Regions from separate parts of the Homo sapiens genome. Here region 1 is linked to region 2. A link is a loop called in an ENCODE intact Hi-C map of the cell type or tissue named here. Cell type or tissue: endothelial cell of umbilical vein. All regions are shown on one strand. Each heading gives the region's core, and the rest is flanking DNA. Links, peaks and the distances in the headings are about the cores only. Region 1 overlaps LIMK1 (LIM domain kinase 1). Region 2 has its middle 14 kb from the start of CLIP2.

Region 1 (2,879 bases), core at 380-2,879, 180 kb before region 2:
CCCTGAGGGTTGTCACTCCGGGGCCTGCCCCTTTCTGTGTTCTGACCTCCCAGCCCCTTGCAGGCCCTGCCTCCCGGAAGGTTATGACCAGGCTTGGACTGGTCCAGGCTTCCCTTTGGCTCACATACTGCCTCTGCGAGGTCCCCTCCAGGAAGCCTCCTGTGCACAACCCCCAGGGCTGCCGCATCCCTGGTAGCATCTCCTTGGCAGCTGGGTGGGCTGGCCCTGGGCAAGGAGGGCTGAGCATGCTGCTGGCCTGTGGGGTTGGAGCAGCGGCGGGATGCAACCTCCCTTTCTTCAGGGGACCTTTTTGGCGAAGACAAACTGTCCATAGGAAGTCGACCTCTGTTCCCTTGGGGGCAGCAGTGGAAGAGGCAGCTGCTTTTGAGCTTGTCCCTGTCCCCAGAGAAGCCTGAGGCCTTCAGTGCCGTTGCCAGGGCCGAGGCTGAGGAGCCTACAGCGTGTGTTCAGGACTGAGGGCCAGGGACGGGCCACAGGCTCCCTGCCTGGGGTCCAAGCCTAGATCGCTCGCTCCCCACCCGCACCAAAGCCCAGGCAAAGGGTGCTTCAGCCACTTCCTGTTGCAGGCTCAGACCAAGTCCCCTGGCACCCACGCGGCTGCAGCCTCCTCCTGTGCGCTGCAGCCACGCTGGCCCCACCCTCTGCAGCCTCCAATCCTGAGCCCCTGAGGGAGGATGGGGAAGCAGCTGGTCTGGCCACCCCTGCCCTCCCTTAGACCTCCAGAGCCCCCAGTGTAGCCACAGAGGATGCTGTTGGCTTCAGCCCCAAGAAGACGCCGCTTCCTCCAGAGGGCTAAGTAAGTGGGAATCCCCCTCCCTACTTGTCCTGGGCTCCAGGCAGGGCCCCTGGTGTAAGGCCTGGGGCTGGAAGCCGACCCACCTAGGTCCAGGCTCTGGGGCAGAACTGAAACTCCTTGGTTACTGTCGGCTGCAGCCTGGGAGCAGGCCACTGCCAAAGCTGTGGGTCCTTCCAGGACAGTCTCCCCATGAGGCCGGTCCTCCACCTGCTGTTTCTTCACACCTGGTGGCCAGGGATGTGGCCCTGGGTAGAACGATGATTCTCCACTCCTGTCATTATGGAAGCCACCGCTGTCTCCCAGCCCAGCCAGCCACCTGGGCTGCAGAGCACCCCTTTCATGCCCTCCGGGTGCCTCCCCCTTCTCCTGCCCCAGCCTGGCTTTGTCCTACCCTGCTCTCAGGGAGGGGTACCCTGGAGTGGGGCCAGGGCATGGCTCTCCCCCGAGGGAGTTCCTCTCTGGCTGTCCCCAGGGCAGCTCTGCACAGCCTCAGTACCTGGCGCACCTCCCTTGACATCCTTCTTAGGGACAGTCAGGCACTCTGTGTGGGGCACTCAAGAGAGCCAGGCCCGTCAGCCTCTAGCTCCTGCCAGAATGCAGGCCTGAGGGGTGAGGGGCGGGGCAGGGGCAGGGACAGGAACTCCGGCGTGCTCTCCATCCGCAAAGGTTCACTGAGGCCCCGAGCCCCAGCCACTGAGCCACCAAGTCAGCCTGGGCCAGGCCTGGGTGCCCTGTCTGCAATGGAGGCAGAGACGGGGTCTCGGGGCAGTTCTGAGGATGCTGGGTGCACAGCGGGGGCCTCGCCGGCAGGAATCACTTATGCTCTCTCCTGGGCCAAGCTTTGTGGATGCCCAGCCTGGGGCCGCGGGGAGCTGGCAGGTCAGTGGCAGACACTGGTGGGCAGACCTAGTGTCTGGTAGAACAGGCATCAAGGAAGTGGTGACCGGAGGGAAGCCAAGTGCACTCAAACCCTCGGGTGAGTCATCACCGCCGGGTCTTTCACAGCTGCTGAAAGTGAGCAACAGTGATGAAGGTTTGTGAGTTTCTGCGTGAGCGAGTGAATGGACCAGTAGCAGTTTCCAGGTTGTGGAAGAGCGTTCCCTCCCCGGGATGGGGACACTTGGTTACAGCAATTCCTAATCCCCCACCCACCCACCGCCCACTGCAGAGGTATGCGGGGGCCCTGCTTCCTGCAGGCAGGAGTGAGGGGCACTCCTGTGATGTGGCACCCCTGTGACCGAGGTCATGTGTGATCGGTGTAAGGGCAGGAAGCGAGTCATTGGTCTGCACCAGGCGTGGGGGCTTCTGCGAGGGCAGGACCCAAAGTCGGCCTGGCCTCCCGGCTGCAGCACTCCTTTCCCTTTCGAATTAGGTTAGAGCCCTGGGACGGGAGGTGCCCTGTAGACCACCCCCCTCACCAACTTCCGTCCTCCGCCCCACCCCCGCGGTGATCCGGTGAACTGCCGGCCCCCTGCTGTGCACCGAGTGGGGCAGTGACCCTGACGTGGCGTCTCCTGCCGCCCCTGCCACCGCCACCACCTCCGGTGGCCCAGCCTCCGCATTCCCCACCCCCATGGAGGAATGCACCAGGCCTCCCTTCCTGGATGCACCCCTCACCCACATGCTTCCAAACCCTGGCATTTTCTGCTCCCCCTTTACTCCCACCCCTTCCCCTAGGCTCCCAGACAAAGGGGAAGTGGCTGGATCCTCTTAAAGGGACAGTGTCCCACCAGCTTACTGCTGAACTCCCCTCCTCAACCCCAGTTCCCTAGTTACAGTTAATTAGCATTAGCAGACAGCCCATGAGTGATACCCATGCAGGCCCCAGGCTGTGGAGAGTTTCCTGGGTAGGAAACAGCCCTTAAGGTCCCTCATCTCATCCAGGTCCCAGTCTTTCCTACCTGCCTCTCTCCTAGATTGTGGCCCTTTGGAGCCTGGTTCTTCTGTCCCTGTGTGACCGACACATAGCACCCAAACAGTGGCAGAGCGGGACGGACCCCCTAGCCTGTTCTCTGTGTGGGTCTGTACCCTGACCCAGACATGCCCCCCCACAGCAGGACCC
Region 2 (2,899 bases), core at 315-2,814:
GGACTACAGGCACACGCCACCACACCTGGCTAATTTTTATATTTTTAGTAGAGACGAGGTTTCACCATGATGGCCAGGCTGGTCTCGAACTGCTGACCTCAAGTGATCCACCCGCCTCGGCCTCCCAAAGTGTTGGGATTATAGGCATGAGCCACCACGCCTGGACTTAACTCAATTTTTTTTCTTATTTTTTTGACCTTGAGGATGAGGATTCTGAGCAAAGCTGCACCACCCCATCCCATATCCTCTGTCTTTAAAAAAACACCCTTGGGGCTGGGCACAGTGGCTCACACCTGTAATCCCAGCACTTTGAGAGGCCGAGGTGGGCGGATCACAAGGTCAGGAGATGGAGACCATCCTGGCTAACACGGTGAAACCCGTCTCTATTAAAAATACAAAAAATTAGCCAGGCATGGTGGCGTGCATCAGGAGGCTGAGGCAGGAGAATCGCTTGAACCCAGAAGGCAGAGGTTGCAGTGAGCTGAGATGGCACCACTGCACTCCAGCCTGGGCGACAGAGCGAGACTCCGTCTCAAAACAAAACAAAACAAAAAAAAACACCCTTGGGCTGCCAGTGTCTGATTTCCCAGGGAGTTCCCCGGGACCTGGGTCTGATGTGTCATCTGATTTCTTACTTGAGGCAAAAAAAGTAAGGACAGGGATGAGGAGTTCCAAGTATCTGTGGCCTCAGCCTGGTTGGACTGTGGGTAGGAGAAGGAAGGAGTATTCCGGAGAACCAGTTGCAGCCATGGAAGAGGGGTTTCCTGGGGAAACAGGATTTTTTTTTTTTTTTTAGACAGAATCTCGCTCTGTTGCCCAGAGTAAGTGCAGTGGCACCATCTCGGCTCACTGCAACCTCTGCCTCCCAGGTCCAAGCGATTCTTCTGCCTCAGCCTCCTGAGTAGCTGGGACTACAGTGTGTGCCACCATGCCCGGCTTATTTTTGTATTTTTAGTAGACAGGGTTTCACCATGTTGCCCAGGGTGGTCTCAAACTCCTGACCTCAAGTGATCTGCCCCCTTGGCCTCCCAAAGTGCTGGGATTACAGGCATGAGCCACGGCGCCCGACCCCAATTCCACTTTTTTTTTTTTTTTTTTGAGACGCAGTCTTGCTCTGTCGCCGAGGCTGGAGTGCAGTGACGCGATCTCGGCTCACTGCAACCTCAGCCTCCCAGGGTCAAGCGATTCCCCTGCCTCAGCCTCCCTAGTAGCTGGGACTACAGGCACACACCACCATGCCCAGCTAATTTTTTGTGTGTGTGTTTTAGTAGAGACGGGGTTTCACCATGTTGGCCAGGATGGTCTCGATTTCCTGACCTTGTGGTCCACCCGCCTTGGCCTCCCAAAGTGCTGGGATTACAGGCGTGAGCCACGGTGCCTGGCCCTAACCCACATTTTAAGAAGGCTGGAATATGACTTTGGAAGAAAAGCTTGGGTTGTGCTTGCAGGGACACGCACCTGCCTGCAGGGGACACTGTGGGTGGCTGCCAGCAGGGCACATGCAGGGTGGGAGACCAGGGCCAAGGGCACGCCGAGCGCAGGTGACCTGCAGAGCCAGGCTCACTGGTGGGACCCAAAGGTGCAGGAGGCCAGGACCCAGGGGCACAGCTGGTCCTTGGAGACAAGTCCCAAGCTGAGCTGGCTGCCACCTCCACCCCCACCACCCAGCAAGGCAGGGATCATTTCACAGCCCACCACATCCAGACATGCAGCTGTTCAGGTCCAAGAAGCCCATCTAAGTAGAGGGGCTTTCTTTACCCGCCTGTTTCCCTCTCCATCTCCAGGGGGCCTGCGGTGGGTTCCTGGCCTCTCCAGATTGCCAGAGATAACCTTCAGTTCCCTATTTCCTAAAATGAAGAAATTGAATTGAAATGTTCCAGGGTCCTCTAGCATCCTAACATACTGATTTGTGTCATTTATAGATTTGTTATTTAAAGCAAGCATGTCTCACTCTAAGTTACTTTCCCTGAAAACTTGGATTAAAAATAAATCTGTATTTTAAATTCATAACTACAGCTTATTTACCACTCTTCTGAAATTACTTTGCAAAGTGAAGGATCACTTTGCAAAGTGAAGCTCACTTTGTAAAGTGAACAAACTTAATTTTATCAGGAAAAAAAAAAAGCAGCAGCTGGGTGTGGTAGCTCATGCCTCTAGTCCCAGCTATTTGTGAGGCTGACGCAGGAGAGCTGCTTGAGGCCAGGAGTTCGAGACCAGCCTGGCCAACATGGTGAAACCCCATCTCTACTAAAAATACAAAAATTAGCTGGGCGTGGTGGCACATGCCTGTAGTCCCAGCTACTCGGGAGGCTGGGGCAGGAGAATTGCTTGAACCCGGGAGACGGAGATTGCAGTGAGCCGAGATCGTGCCACTGTATTCCAGCCTGGGCGACAGAGCAAGACTCTGACTCAAAATAAATAAATAAATAAAAATAAAATAAAAAAGAAAGAAAAGAAAAGGGAAGAAAACCAAAATTCAGCTAAGCAGGTATGTTTAGGGAGGGGAGGGAATGGAGAGGGGAAACTAGGGGATTCCAAGATACCTGGAAAGTTCTATTTCTTGAGCCAGGCGTCCTTCACATAGGTGTTTATTTTCTTATCCTGAAGTCATGCCTATACATTGGAGAGCCACTTCATATGTACGTTATTTTGTAATCAAAACCAAAAGCAATTTACCATACACGTGCACCTCCCCCACCTCATCTTCCAAACCTAGGACCAGCACGCTGGGGGAAGAAACCTGTATAAAAGTCACCCAAAGGAGTGGGGGACAGAGACCAGGACTACACCCCACCCCACCCCACCCTGACTTAGAGACCTCCACCCTGCCCTCACCCTGAACAAGAAACCCCTCAACCCATCCGTACCCTGGTTTAGAGACCCCACCGCCCCCTTCACC

What was found. A loop is a pair of places that touch in the nucleus more often than their neighbours do. Peaks named below come from ENCODE experiments on the same cell type or tissue, not always from the same donor. Only the 100,000 strongest peaks of a DNase experiment are listed, where the experiment ranks them.
Region 1: it touches region 2 in a loop (1.9-fold over the local background); 2 of 110 quality-filtered maps call a loop at or near these places.

Annotation. Positions count from the first base shown.
Region 1 is chr7:74,092,483-74,095,361 of GRCh38, forward strand. The region is part of intron 2 of LIMK1 (LIM domain kinase 1); the gene reads left to right. Among named protein-coding and RNA genes, the nearest start is that of LIMK1, 10 kb to the left of the region's middle. RefSeq lists enhancers at 309-850, 774-883, 1,544-1,753, 1,933-2,473. In endothelial cell of umbilical vein, for the core only: no CTCF peak of the experiment used is centred there; a DNase peak (open chromatin) is centred at 1,799; H3K4me3 peaks cover 661 bases; H3K27ac peaks cover 2,500 bases.
Region 2 is chr7:74,274,000-74,276,898 of GRCh38, forward strand. No RefSeq gene overlaps it. Among named protein-coding and RNA genes, the nearest start is that of CLIP2, 14 kb to the right of the region's middle. RefSeq lists enhancers at 274-323, 614-683. In endothelial cell of umbilical vein, for the core only: a CTCF peak has its summit at 1,486 (motif pointing right); no DNase peak of the experiment used is centred there.